2 separate regions of the Homo sapiens genome follow, and region 2 is linked to region 1. Evidence: read pairs that join two places in POLR2A ChIA-PET (ENCODE). Cell type or tissue: GM12878. All regions are shown on one strand. Each heading gives the region's core, and the rest is flanking DNA. Links, peaks and the distances in the headings are about the cores only. Region 1 overlaps GPBP1L1 (GC-rich promoter binding protein 1 like 1). Region 2 overlaps IPP (intracisternal A particle-promoted polypeptide).

The links. Peaks named below come from ENCODE experiments on the same cell type or tissue, not always from the same donor. Only the 100,000 strongest peaks of a DNase experiment are listed, where the experiment ranks them.
Region 2: POLR2A ChIA-PET joins it to region 1 with 13 read pairs; 3 of 35 experiments call an interaction of 5 or more read pairs at or near these places.

Annotation. Positions count from the first base shown.
Region 1 is chr1:45,653,610-45,661,065 of GRCh38, forward strand. GPBP1L1 (GC-rich promoter binding protein 1 like 1) reads right to left here. Exons shown (of 13, transcript NM_021639.5): 3 at 6,575-7,456; 4 at 5,419-5,533; 5 at 1,581-1,710; 6 at 934-1,220. The coding sequence starts at 5,478. Among named protein-coding and RNA genes, the nearest start is that of GPBP1L1, 29 kb to the right of the region's middle. In GM12878, for the core only: no CTCF peak of the experiment used is centred there; no DNase peak of the experiment used is centred there.
Region 2 is chr1:45,732,933-45,740,388 of GRCh38, forward strand. The region is part of intron 3 of IPP (intracisternal A particle-promoted polypeptide); the gene reads right to left. Among named protein-coding and RNA genes, the nearest start is that of IPP, 14 kb to the right of the region's middle. In GM12878, for the core only: no CTCF peak of the experiment used is centred there; a DNase peak (open chromatin) is centred at 2,830.

The DNA of each region.
Region 1 (7,456 bases), core at 1,702-5,701:
TTGGTCTCTGAAAGTGCTGGGATTACAGGCATGAGCCACTATGCCTGGCCAACTTAAAGATACTGATTTGTTAAAATGATAATCTTTTTTTTCTTTTTTTTTTTTTTGAGACAGAGTCTCACTCTATTGCCCAGACTGGAGTGTAATGGCGCAATCTCAGCCCACTGCAACCTCTGCCACCTGGGTTCACGTGATTCTCCTGCCTCAGCCTCCTGAGTAGCTGGAATTATAGGCACTTGCCACCAAGCCCAGCTAATTTTTGTGTTTTTAGTAGATATGGGGTTTCACCATGTTGGTCAGGCTGATCTTGAACTCCTGCCCTCAGGTGATCCACCCGCCTCGGCTTCCCAAAGTGCTCAGATTACAAGCATGAGCCACCGAGCCCAGCCTGATAATCTTTTCTTAAATAAAATATATTTAAAACATTTTAAAGATACTCTGAAAATGCTACCTTTGATTTAAGAGGCCAAAAGGCATGTAATTTAACACACAATAACATCAAGTGTTACTGAACGCATAGGCAACAGCTGAAATACTCCCAATTACATGTTCATGTCACAGTAATTTTATGTGATAGAGAACAAAATCAAGAGAAAAAATGTTTTATCATAGTTGGAAAAAAGACAATTTAACATGCAAGAGTACATTTTAACATAATTATATTTGAGTAAACTTTATAAGACTTAAGAGAAATTAAATATTTTTCTAAATTCCAAAGACACAAAGATGAAAAATTTGCTACAAGTTACATAGGAGTTTTGGTCACCATTTTCAAATATTATCAACTTAACTTCTTTCCTCTAAAACAATAAAAACCTCAACTTACAAATTCCTTTTTCTGTAATTTCTGAAATGTTCTCATTACTAACAGGGTCTCATATTTCAGACATTATTTGTTGGCTTCTAACCACACATCTAAAGATTCATACTTACAAAGTCCTCCTCTTCAAACTGCAACTTTTCCACCTTGTCTTCTTTCTTTTCTTCCCTAATCTCCATAGGTGGCTTTTCCTGAAAAGCACACCCTTTCCGGGAGTGGAAGCTGCCATTCCAATGGCGATGGTTCCCTGTGCCACCTCCACTACGTTGGCTCATGCCATCATGACCTCGGGAAGAGCTATGCCAACCAGATGGGTTCCCTGTGATTCCAGCATATGCTCCCTTAGAGACACCAGAGTCCACAGAATCATGGCGGAACAGGGAGGGCTGGTGCCAAGAATCTAGAATAGTAAAGAAAAGGACTAATTAGATTGTTTGCTTCCTGATTTGGTTTACGGTATTGGCCAAAGGCCTTCAGGAGACCTCGTTAATAAAAAGTCCACACAAAAAAAATAAAAAAATGTATCTTTTCTTTGTGAGGTAATTTCTGAAATCAGTTCAACTGAACAGATGATTCATGAGAATCATAATCATAGTTAGACCTAGAAAGCCAATGTAGTTGCGTAATGACTACTAGAGAATCTAAATGAAAACTATGTTCAGAAAAGATCCTATTTCAAGATTACAGACATGTACCCACAGCCTGGGCTTGTCCTAAATGAGTAGCTTAAATATAGTCATGAAAGTTGGACATGGCTCACCTCCTGCAGTTCGTAGGGGACCATTGTTAAAAAAACCATCAGAGGAATTATGTCGACGGCGGCTTACTCCAAATCTACCTTCTCCTCTGGGTAGGTGCTCTCCGTGTTTTTCGAAGGTGGCAGTAGGTGACTAAGATGATGAAGTATGGAGAGGCAAATGGATAAATAGCTATTAGTCCTTTTCAATATCTTAATAGGCTTTGCATCAGGCCTTCAAAAAACAAGTAATAATGGTGATAGAAACTCATATTGTAAGCATATGGACCCTAAGGGTACCCACAGGTGCCTAATTTAGAGAAGTCCTAGGTTATATATTCAATTGCTAATTCACTTCCTTTATTCCAGGAGAGGAGAAAAGCTAGCCACTTCAATTGTTTGCATGAAAGGAGGCGGAGGGGAAAAAAGCCTTGCAAATATTCATAAATATAAGCTCCAAAACTTTACACTTAAAAATATTTACCTTGTAGGAGAGGAAAATCAAGATGATTGCCTCAAAAATAATTCTAAAGTTTTAGTATTTCTGGAATAAGGGTGAAGGCAACGGTTGAAATATCACCTTGGGAGGTCAGTAGTAATTACAGAACTTTTAAAAAAAAAAAAGAGATGAAGTCTCACGGTCGCCCAGGCTGGAGTGCAGTGGCACAATCAAAGCTCACTACAGCTGCTTACCCTTGAGCTTAAAGGATCCTCCTGCCTCGGCCTATGGAGTAGCTAGAACTATTGGCCCATGCCACTAAGACTGGCTAATTTTCTAAATTTTTTGTAGAGATGGGGGTCTCACTATGTTGCCCAGGCTGATCTCTCAGTCCTGGCCTCAAGCAATCCTCCTGCCTTGGCCTCTCAAAGCTCTGGGATTACAGGTATAAGCCACAGCTCCCAACTACTAGAGTTTTTACAGTTTTATAAAACATTTATTTCCAGATATAATACCTGTAACAATACTAAACTTTTGGCATCATACCCATTTTACTCATTTACACATAATGAAAGAGGTCAGAGAGAAAAAATAAGTCTTTGAGGTAACAAAACTGGAAGGAAGCAGTTTGAGAAACATTATTATAGATGAACTCTAATATCCCTTCCTATTTCAAAGAATTTTATTCTATGACATTCTTAAATGATAGAGACCAAAGTCCACAAAGCCATGAAAATATGGGTATGTTTGACAAGGAAAACCGTAAATCGGGGCATGTTTACATTTATTTTTCTTACTATCAACATCCTTGCCAATATTTTACCCATTCGAGTGGGTAAAAAGATTTTCTCCTGTTTTCTCTTAAAAGTTTTATGGTTTTAGCTTTTTAACTTATGTTCCATTTCAGGTTAATCTTTTTGTGTATGAAGCAAAGGCTGAGGTTCTTTACTCCGCCCCCATGTAGATAGAAGCTAGTTCTTCTAGCTCAAAAACACAACACTATCACTTCCCCATTGAATTACCTTTGTACTTTAGTCAAAAATCAACAAAATACATACATAAGCCTTTTTTTTTTTTTTTTAAGAGCCAGGGTCTCAGTCACCCAGGCTGGAGTACAGTAGCCCGATCACAGCTCACTGTAGCCTCAAACTCCTTGGCTCAAGCAATCCTCCTGCCTTAGCCTCCCAAGTAGCTGAGATGACAGGTATTCACCACCACACCTGCCTAGTTTTTGTTGTTGTTTTTTTTTTAAATTTTTCTTGTAGAGACAAGGTCTCACTTTGCTGCCCAAGCTGGTCTCAAACTCCTGGCTTTCAAGCAATCCTTCTGCCTCAGCCTCTCAAAGTGCTGGGATTACAGGCATGAGCCACTGAGCCCAGCCTCTACAGGCCTATTTTTGAACTCTCTATTCTATTCCTTTTATGTCTATCATTATGCCAAAACCACAGGGCTTTGCTTATTATAGTTTCGAAAATGAAAGAATGTCTTCTAATTCTTTTTACTTAAGTTCACGGTGCTAAAACAATTATTCTTCTCTGATAGATCTATATACTTTTCAGGTAGCCCACTAGCTCCAAGCTTTGGGTCAGATTAGGCCAATTATGAGGTCCTGCAAATTTTGTTAAGACAATTTGAAATGATGTTTAGAGCCGGGTGTGGTGGTTCATTGCTGTAATCCCAGCACTTTGGGAGACTGAGGCAGGTACATCGCTTGAGCCCAGGATTTCAAGACCAGCCGGGTAACATGGCAAAACCCTGTCTTCTACAGAAAACTACAAAAAATTAGCTGGGAGTGGTACTGTGCGCCTGTAATCCCAGCTACCTGGGAGGATGAGGTAGGAGGATCGCCTGAGCCAGGGAAGTCAAGGCTGCAGTAAGCCATGATCGCACCACTGCACTCCAGCCTGGGCAACAGAGTAAGACCCCGTCTCAATAAAAAAACAAACAAAAATCCCCAAATGAAGTTTAGCCTGGTACAGTGGCTCATGCCTGTAATCTCAGCACTTTTGGAGGCTGAGGTGACAGGATCGTTTGAGGCCAGTTCTAGACCACCTTGGGCAACATGGTGAGACCCTATCTCTACAAAAAACCCAAAAAAGTTAGCTGGGCATGGTGGTGCTCACCTGTAGTACCAGCTACTCTAGAGACTAGGGCGAGAGGATTGCTTGAGCCCGGGAGTTCAAGGCTGTAATGAATTATGACCATGCCACTGTACTCCAGCCTCGGTGACAGAGACCCTGTCTCAAAAATAAATGAGTAAAATAAAATTGAAACAAAATGAAGTTTAGAGCAAAAGATCATGGGTCTAGATGAGACCAGAAGCACCTTCCCAAAAGTCCACATTTTAAAATAGGAAAGGTAGGCCTTTATTTTTGGGAATGCCTACCAATTTCATCCTTCCTCTATTCGCTGGCAAAATGGGAAGCACTTTTAAGTTTACTAGCTTCCCAAACGTTTTATCAATAACTCAGGCTGATTCTTTTGTGTACTGTGACTAGGTCTGCTTTAATCTATATAAACTGGTAATTCCATTTGTGTTTACCCTTAATACAACACACATCCCCCCTGAAACTATTAAGTAGGTTAATGCCTCTAAAACAGTTTCTAGGATTTAATCTGAGATCCATGTAGTAGTTGAACAATCACTGCCTCTACCTTTTCCTCCTCTTCATCTATCGCCATAAACAAATGTGTGTTCACTCCAAAGGTCTGTTTACCCAAGTGCCATTCCCCTTTTACTTCTGCCCCTTTGACCTCCACAATAGGTTAGCAAGTACGTTTAATCTCCAAAGTGTGCTGCAGCTAATACAACACTTAACTGTGTCATGTAATGAGAAAAGCCTTAGGATATAATGAAAAAAGTGAGATACTTAAAAAAAGAAAAAAAGAAACATAAAAAAGTGAGATACTTGGCAGTAATAAGGTAGACATTCATGTGGACTGCCTAATTACTTACATCCTTCTAACAGAAAGCTATTAAGTCTATGAAAATGTTTTTGAAATCCTCACACGAGGTTGAATATATTAAAAAACATCAAGACTGGGCTGAGTGCAGTGGCTCACGCCTGTAATCCCAGCACTTTGGGAAGTCCAGGTAGGCGGATCACTTGAGCTTAGGAGTTGAAAACCAGCCTGGGCAACATGGTGAAATTCCATCTCTATAAAACAACAACAACAAAAACAAAAATTAGCAGGGCGTGGTGGTACACAGCCTGTAGGCCCAGCTACTCTGGGAGCTGAGTCAGGAGGACTGCCTGAGCCCAGGAGGCCAAAGCTGCAGTAAGCTGTGATCACACTACCGCACTTCATCCTGGGTGACAGAGGGAGACCCTGTCTCAAAACAAAATGAAACCAAAAAACAACCAAAACCACCCCCAAACCCTCTCATATTTGAGAAGTTACTACAGGAATGGAGAACAGTACCTTAGCTGACTGTGGTGTTGAGAAATTTAGCCAAGCAGGAACAAAATCATGCTGCGCCATTTAGGTCCAGTGTCTCCTTTCAGTAAGGTGAGGCATCCAACCTCATGGCCAGGATCTGAAAACAAAACAATTCAAATCACTTATGTTTACAAGAATCTGATACCAATGTGTAAAGGAATCTGTAATTATTCTAAGATTCCTCTTTACAGAAAGACCTGCCCTCTGAGCCTGTCTACAGATTACTTACCAAGCCTTATAACTCAGAGAAGTTCTAAATAAAAGCAATTTTTGTTAAAACAAAAGTTCTAAACAAAAGAAAACTGTAACATGAGCCTGGAAGATTTATTTTTTGGAGAGGAAGGGTCTTGCTATGTTGCCCAGGCTGATCTTGAACTCCTGGCCTCAAAAGATCATCCTGCTTCAGCCTCGCAAAGTGTTGGGATTACAGGTGTGAGTCACTGCGCCCAGTGAATCTGGAAGGTTTTATGAAGGAAGCTAATGAATTCTTGATTGTTACATCAAAGAACATGAAGAATTAAACATCTATTTAAAACCACAGACACTTATGAAAAGAGATTAATCTGCTTCAAGTACTCAGGTAACTTCTAGCAAAAGCAGTAGAAAAGATCTTCTTGGCTGGGCACGGTGGCTCACACCTGTAATCCCAGCACCTTGGGAGGCCGAGGTGGATCGCTTGAGCCCAGCAGTTCGAGACCAGTCTGGGCAACATGGCAAAACCTCATCTGTACAAAAATAATAATAAAGGAGCCAGGTGTGGTGGCACACGTCTGTGGTCCCAGCTACTCTGGAGGCTAAGGTGGGAGAATCACCTGAGCTGGGAAGGTTGAGGCTGCAGTGAGCTGAGATTGCACCACTGCACTCCAGCCTGGGTGACAGAGTGAGACCCTGCCTCAAGATGGGGGAAAAAAAGATCTTCCTAGAGAAGGACGATACAACCTCTCAAGAGCTTTTATATTTAGTTCACATTAATTTCTTCAAATACCAACTAGCATCAGTTTTCCTGAGATCTGTTGGTGTCTTCAAACCACCCCACTGATATTCTCCAAAATTAATTACATCAGAAAGCAGTCGGTATTTTTCATGATGCATATACATAGAGTCTTCTTTCCAAGTTAGACATATGGAGAATATTTACCCCAGAGTGTAACCTCTGTGGTCCTGTTTCTGAACTCGAGTCGGCCAGCTGGATCTCCCACAAGGTTTCCTTGTTAAAAGGGTGCTTAAGTAACCTGGCCGGCAGCACGACTTATGATGAAGCACGAAGAAGCCAGGTTCTGTGTCGATCACTCTCTCAGTCCCCTCAACTGCTCATCTTAAACTATTTGGTTCCTGACACGTTTCCAAAAGGGGAAAGGGGAAAAGGGGAAGGGGGGAAGGGGAACATAAAAAGTATTTGTTACATTTAAAAAGGGGGGGAAGGGGAAAGAGCTGTATCTATGTTCACCTCATTCAACTTCCTTGAGTTATGGCACTATGATGTTGCTTAATTAGGTAAGACATGGATATTTGCACCGAGTGCAAATACTGTTCATAACAAGGTCATAGCTAGAAAGACAGATGGGCTCAAGTGTGGACAAATAATGTCATCAAGGTAATAGATCAAAAATATTAAAGCCCTATAAAAGATCTGAGCAGTCAACTCCAAAACATCCACATGACAAAGTCCTTAAAATACAAATCTCATTACTCTTACTCATGCAACTGCTAAAAAATAGTGTGCAGATATGTATTTATATTTGCCTTAACCTTCAAAATCTAGGGACATAAATCTTGTCTTTGTTAAAAAAAAATAAAAAATAAAAATAGACAGGAATTTGCTACACTTTTCCCTCCACGAACAGCAGCTTTCAAGGCAAATTTCTTGGTATAAAGCTACTAAATGTATATTCTATGTCTTTGGCCTTTACTATTTATAAATTCAGAGCAAAGTTAAAACATTAGAACGATGGGTAGGATGGATATTAAGAAATAGTCAAGGAGAAATATAGGTCCAAAATGAGGATTTCTTCTCTTCAGT
Region 2 (7,456 bases), core at 1,298-5,297, 79 kb after region 1:
GGGATTACAGGTGTGAGCCACCGTGCCCGGCCTTGAAACATTTAAAGTATTTAGAAATTTCACATAAGAAAATTTCCCCAAAATGAAGGAAAAACTAAAATTTCAAAGAGAAAAGATATATGGCAGTCTAATGAAAAAATGATCAACTTCAAAACAAATCAAGAATAATGAAAGAGAATTCCTTAGATATTCAATCAGAAAAATCAAGTCATGGCCAGGTGCAGCGGCTCACGCCTGTAATCCCAGCACTTTGGGAGGCCGAGGTGGGCAGATCACAAGGTCAGGAGTTCGAGAACAGCCTGGCCAATATGGTGAAACCCCATCTCTACTAAAAATACAAAAATTAGCCGGGCATAGTGGTGCACGCCTGTAGTCCCCAGCTACTCAGAAGGCTGAGGCAGAAGAATTGCTTGAACCCAGCAGGCAGAAGTTGCAGTGAGCTGAGATCACACCACTGACTCCAGCCTGGGTGACAAAGTAAGACTTCATCTCAAAAAAACATAAATAAATAAATAAATAAATAAATAAGCAAGTCATTAAAAAAAAAAACCCCAAAATCCAAACTATGCCTTACAAAATTTGAGGAGAGGAGACATAGGAGAATCATTATAATTAAAGAATATTGGCCAGGCATGGTGGCTCACGCCTGAGCACTTTGGGAGGCCGAGGCAGACGGATCACCTGAGGTCAGGAGTTCAAAACCAGCCTGGCCAATATGGCGAAACCCCGTCTCTACTAAAAATACAAAAATTAGTCGGGTGTGGCGGTGGGCATCTGTAATCCCAGCTACTCGGGAGGCTGAGGCAGGAGAATCGATTGAACCTGGGAGGCGGAGGTTGTAGTGAGCCGAGATCACGCCATTGCATTCCAGCCTGGGAGACAGAGTAAGACTCCGTCTCAAAAAAAAAAAACAGTATTATGCCCACCCAAATTGGTGTGAAATTTAAAAAGCAACACATAGAAATTCTCAAATATGAAGGAATTCAGGAAACACAGTAATCATGAGGCTTTCTTTAAAAAAGCACTTGATGATGAAATCCAGCCAACCAAAACAATGCATATTAAAAAAAATCATCAATGAAAAGACCATGGTCAAAAAGCTGGTAGAGAACATCAAATCCATTTAAATTCAAAACTAAAAGGACAGAGCTAGGGGAATCATGACTACAAATATATATATAAATAAGGGCTATACACCTTGACACAAAAAAAGGAGTGGAAAGAAAAATAAAAATGCTAATTACCTAATTTTTCTTAGCAAAAAGTTGATACTGTTTAAAATTGAAATACAATTTGAAACTATGATTCTTTTAATGATTTTCATCTTTTGTCCTTAATTCTACATGAACCTTTTAGAATAAATATTTCTTGGGACAAGGGAACATAAATCTGAAATTAGTTATTACTTCAGTTTCTTCTTTTGTTAACTTATAGCAAGATTTAGGTAAATTTTTTGTATTATAAATAATATGTATAAAATTATTTTTATTTTTATTCTTTTCTTCCTTATTTTTTTTTCTTTGAGACAAGAGTCTTGCTCTGTTGCTCAGGCTGGAGTGCACTGGCACAGTCATAGCACACTGCAGCCTCAAACTCCTGAGCTCAAGTGATCCTCCCCCATCGGCCTCCCACCAAGTAGCTGGGACTACTAGTAGGCACCACCATGCCAGGGTAATTTTAAATTATTTACTTATTTATTTATTTAGATACAGAATCTCACTCTATCGCCCAGGCTGGAGCGCAGTGGTGAGATCTCGGCTCACTGCAACCTCTGCCTCCTGGGTTCAAGCAATTCTCCTGCCTCAGCTTCCTGAGTGGCTGGGAATACAGACATGCACCACCACACCTGGCTATTTTTTTTTCTTTGAGACAGAGTCCTGCTCTGTTGCCAGGTGGGAGTGCAGTGGCACAAACTCAGCTCATACCAACCTCCACCTCCCAGGTTCAAGCAATTCTCCTGCCTCAGCCTCCCAAGTAGCTGGGACTACAGGTGTGTGCCACCACACCCAGCTAATTTTTATATTTTTAGTAGAGACAGGATTTCACCATGTTGGCCAGGCTGGTCTAGAACTCCTGACCTCAGGTGATCTGCCTGCCTTGGCCTCCCAAAGTGCTGGGATTACAGGCGTGAGCCACTGTGCCCAGCCTAATTTTATTTGCTTTTATTTTGAGATGGAGTCTTGCTTTGTAACCCAGGCTCCAGTGCAGTGGTGCGATCTCAGCTCACTGTAACCTCAACCTCCTGGGTTCAAGTGATTCTCCTGCCTCAGCCTCCAGAGTAGCAGGGACTACAGGCACATGCCACCACGCCCAGCTAATTTTTGTATTTTTAGTAGAGACAGAGTTTCACCATATTGGCCAGGCTGGTCTCGAACTCCTGACCTCAAGGGATCCACCTGCCTCTGCCTCCCAAAGTGCTGGGATTAAAGGCATGAGACACCACACCCAGCAACTAATTTTAAATGTTGTTTTTGTAGAAACAAGGTCTTGCTTTATTTTTTATCTTATTTTATTTTTTATTGATTTAATTTTGCTTTTTTTTTTTTTTTTTTTTTTTTGAGACAGGGTCTCATTCTCTAACCCAGGCTGGAGTGAAGTGGCATGATCACAGCTCACTGCAGCCTCGACCTCCTTGGCTCAATTGATCCTCCTAGCTGGGACTATATGCAAGCACCACCAGACCTGGCTATTTTTTTTTTTTTTTTTTTTTTTTTGTGAGATAGAGTCTTGCTCTGTCGCCAGGCTGGAGTGCAGTGGTGCGATCTTGGCTCACTGCCACCTCCGCCTCCTCGGTTCAAGCAATTCTCCTGCCTCAGCCTCTCGAGTAGCTGGGACTACAGATGCGTGACACCACACCAGGCCACGCCTGGCTAATTTTTAAAAAAAATTTTTTTGTAGGCCAGGCGCGGTGTCTCACGCCTGTAATCCCAGCACTTTGGGAGGCCAAGGAGGGTGGATCATGAGGTCAGGAGATCAAGACCATCCTGGCTAACATGGTGAAACCCTGTCTCTACTAAAAATACAAAAAATTATCCGGGCGTGGTGGCACAGGCCTGCAGTCCCAGCTACTGGGGAGGCTGAGGCAGGAGAATCACTTGAACCCAGGAGGCGGAGGTTGCAGTGAGCCGAAATCACACCACTGCGTTCTAGCTTCAGTGACAGAGCGAGACTCCATCTCAAAAAAAAAAAAAAAAATTTTTTTTTGTAGAGACAGGGTCTCACTATGTTCAGCCCAGGCTAGTCTCAAACTCCTGGTCTCAAGTGATCATCCCGCCTTGGCCTCCCAAAGTGTTGGAATTACAGTTGTGACCACCACGCCGAGCCTATTGTTGTTTTTATATTTCTGTATTACCTAAACTTTTTATAATAAGCATATTCCATTTAAAGATAAGTAAAATCATTCTCTAAAATATAAGAAACAGACATATAATCAAATATCTAATAATATTAAATTGCCTAAATTATTTCAGTTGTAAGTACAATAATATATATACTATGGAAAAAAATCTACGCATTTCATGTAATATAACTTAACCATTTAAGATTTTGCTCCCTCTGAATTTTATAGTCTCATTTTTCTACACAAGTTGCTTATATTTTCTCCAATATGATCAAAGAGGAAAAGTTTCAAAGTTGAAAAATATTATGGTTGCCTTAAAAAAAAATCAATTTACTTCTCCCTTGATCGTTGCAGTATTTTCCTTCACTGAAATACCACTAGATGATAACTACTGGGCATGCTTAAAAAACACTTCGGGACTTGAATTAGACACTCTCACTGTGTCTAATTTTAAATTATAAATTATAATTTTAAAAGGCTGTAGGAGGCGGGCGCGGTGGCTCATGACTGTAATCCCAGCACTTTGGGAGGCCAAGGAGGGTGGATCAAGAGGTCAGGAGATCGAGACCATCCTGGCTAACATGGTGAAACCCCGTCTCTGCTAAAAATACAAAAAAAAAATTAGCCGGGCGTGGTGGCGGGCGCCCGTAGTCCCAGCTACACGGAAGGCTGAGGCAGGAGAACGGCATGAACCCGGGAGGCGGAGGTTGCAGTGAGCCGAGATCGCGCCACTGCACTCCAGCCTGGGCGACAGAGCGAGACTCCATCTCAAAAAAAAAAAAAAAAAAGAAAAAGCTGTAGGAAAACATGTCCCATTTCTAGGGGACACTGCCTTGCTCCTAGCAGAAGAAATTTCTGTTAGTACTCTGTGTCTGCTACACTTGGAAAAACCAACTCAGTCATGAAAGCTTTTGTCCCACTCCTAAATTCTCACCTGATTCATGCCAATGTGTGTCTGGATAATTTCTCTCCCTTGTTTAAACATTTAAATAGTGTATTCCTATACACAATTAAATAAGGAATAAGATGTATTCCTTATTTGTGAATATACCTACTTGCTAAAATGTATTTGTAACCCCAAAATTAATATAGTAGTCCCCTTATCTGCAGTTTTACTTTCCATGATTTCAATTACCCATTAATATTTCCAAAATATTAAGTGGAAATTCCAGAAATAAACAATTCTTTTTTTTTTTTTTTTTTTTTGAGACAGGGTCTGGCTCTGCCACCCAGGCTAGAGTACGGTGGTACAATCTTGGCTCACTGCAGCCTCAGCTTCCTGGGTTCAAGTGACCTTCCCACCTCAGCCCCATGAATAGCTGGGTCTACAAGCACATGCCACCATCCCCAGCCAATTTTTCTATTTTTTGTAGACACAGGTTTCACCATGTTGCCCAGGCTGGTCTTGAACTCCTAGGCTCAAGTGATCTGCCCACCTCATCCTCCCAAAGTGCGGGGATTACAGGCATGAGCCACCGTGCCTGGCCCAGAAATACACAGTTCTTAAGTTTTACATTAGTTTTGATTAACAGCCTAACACTGTAACACAATGCCTAGGTCATTCACCTCATTTCATCTTATCACATAGGTACTTTATCATCTCATATCATCACCAGAAGGGTAAGGACAGTATAATAAGATATTTTAAGATAAAGTACATCCACATAACTTTTATTACAAATATGAACATAATTGTTCTACTTTATTATTAGCTATTATTAATCTCTTACTGTCTCTAATTTATAAATTAAACTTTATCATAGGTATGTATTTATAGGAAAAAACATAATGTACATTAGGTTCATTATCACCTACAGTTTCAGGCATCCACTGGGGGGTTCTTAGAATGTATCCCCCATGGATAAAGGGGGACTACTGCACTTGTTCTTTTGCAGTCATTCACAGACATGCACAGAGTGGCAAAAAATTTAAATCACCCTACATGTACTTTCTGGGTGAGGTCAAAGTTTCACTCTGTCTTCTCATTTCAGCTCTTATGCTATAAACAAGTATCCTTTTCCACAGTCTATTTAGTGTCATTTTTTTTTTTGCATTTTTGTGCTTTTTGTTGGTAATTTTGCTGTTTAAAATGGCCCCTAACCATAATGTTCAGTTGTTACCTAGTGTCCCTAAGTGCAAGAAAGCTATGAAGTGCCTTACAGAGAAAATACCTATGTTAGATAGAGTTTCATTCAGGGATGAGTTATAGACTGGTGGCCATGAGTTCATTGTTAATGAATCAATAATATATATTAAATAAGGTGGTTTTAGACAAAAACCTATATAGGCCGGGCGTAGTGGCTCACACCTACAATCCCAGCACTTTGGGAGGCCGAAGCGGGTGGATCACGAGGTCAGGAGATCGAGACCATCCTGGCTAACACGGTGAAACCCTGTCTCTACTAAAAATACAAAAAATTAGCCGGGCATGGTGGCGGGCGCCTGTAGTCCCAGCTACTTGGGAGGCTGAGGCAGGAGAATGGTGTGAACCCAGGAGGCGGAGCTTGCAGTGAGCCGAGATTGTGCCACTGCACTCCAGCCTGGGTGACAGAGCAAGACTCCATCTCAAAAAAAAAAAAAAAAAAAAAAAAAACAAGAAAAAAATCTATATAAAACAAGGCTCTATTGACTATGTGACAAAAATGTTGTGACTATAGGCTTGCAGGAACCTAAACCTGTATTTCCCCTAGGAGCAATTGTTCAGTATTTGCTAATTCCGTGTTTGCAGCAGACTTATACAACATAGCTACTGCAAATAACAATCAACTATATCTGTAGTAAAACAAGATATCACTCAGAAAAACCTACAAAATTATGTTAACATTGCTAAGAGTGGAGAAAAACTAATAACTCATTATTTTAAATTATGTATTTACAGAATTACACCGTTAATGCTTAGTAGTGTATTTAACTTGTAATAAAATCATTTGTAATTCAATAGCAACCTAATCTTTCAGTGCATGACAAGAGTAAAAACTTCAAATCTCAAAACCAGGTCTAAAGTAGGCTGGAGAGCAATGGCACAATCCTGGCTCAATGTAGCCTTGACCTCCTGGACTCAGGTGATCCTCCCACCTCAGCCTCCCAGGTAGCAGTGACTATAAGTGCATGCCACCGTGCTGGGCTAATTTTTTGCCTTTTTTTTTTTTTTTTTTTTTTTTTTGTAGAGACAGGGTTTCACCATGTTGCCCAGGCTGGTCTTGAATTCTTGTGCTAAAGCGATCTGCCTGCCTTGGCCTGCTAAAGTGCCAGAATTATAGGCGTGAACCATTGCACCTGGCCTAAAGTAATTCTTAGAAATAAATTTAAACATCATTTTTCTAATATAAACATAAAAACTATTTTATACTATGGTAAAACATATTTTCAGAATTAAGTTTAGAATCTAAAGATGATTCAAAGGCTACTCAGAGGCCATAATTGTATATCAATACCAAATTTATTTTATAATGAAAGGATTTACAGGATTCATTGAATTTTTTTATTTTTAGTGTATGCATTTTCTCCAAGTGTTAGGTTTTGCTTAATTTTTCAGAGTAGCAAGAGGAAATCTTTTTTTTTTTTTTTTTAATTGATCATTCTTGGGTGTTTCTCGTAGAGGGGGATTTGGCAGGGTCATAGGACAATAGTGGAGGGAAGGTCAGCAGATAAACAAGTGAACAAAGGTCTCTGGTTTTCTAGGCAGAGGACCCTGCGGCCTTCCGCAGTGTTTGTGTCCCTGGGTACTTGAGATTAGGGAGTGGTGATGACTCTTAACGAGCATGCTGCCTTCAAGCATCTGTTTAACAAAGCACATCTTGCACCGCCCTTAATCCATTTAACCCTGAGTGGACACAGCCCATTTTTCAGAGAGCACAGGGTTGGGGGTAAGGTCATAGATCAACAGGATCCCAAGGCAGAAGAATTTTTCTTAGCACAGAACAAAATGAAAAGTCTCCCATGTCTACCTCTTTCTACACAGACACAGCAACCATCCGATTTCTCAATCTTTTCCCCACCTTTCCCCCTTTTCTATTCCACAAAACCGCCATTGTCATCATGGCCCGTTCTCAATGAGCTGTTGGGTACACCTCCCAGACAGGGTGGTGGCTGGGCAGAGGGGCTCCTCACTTCCCA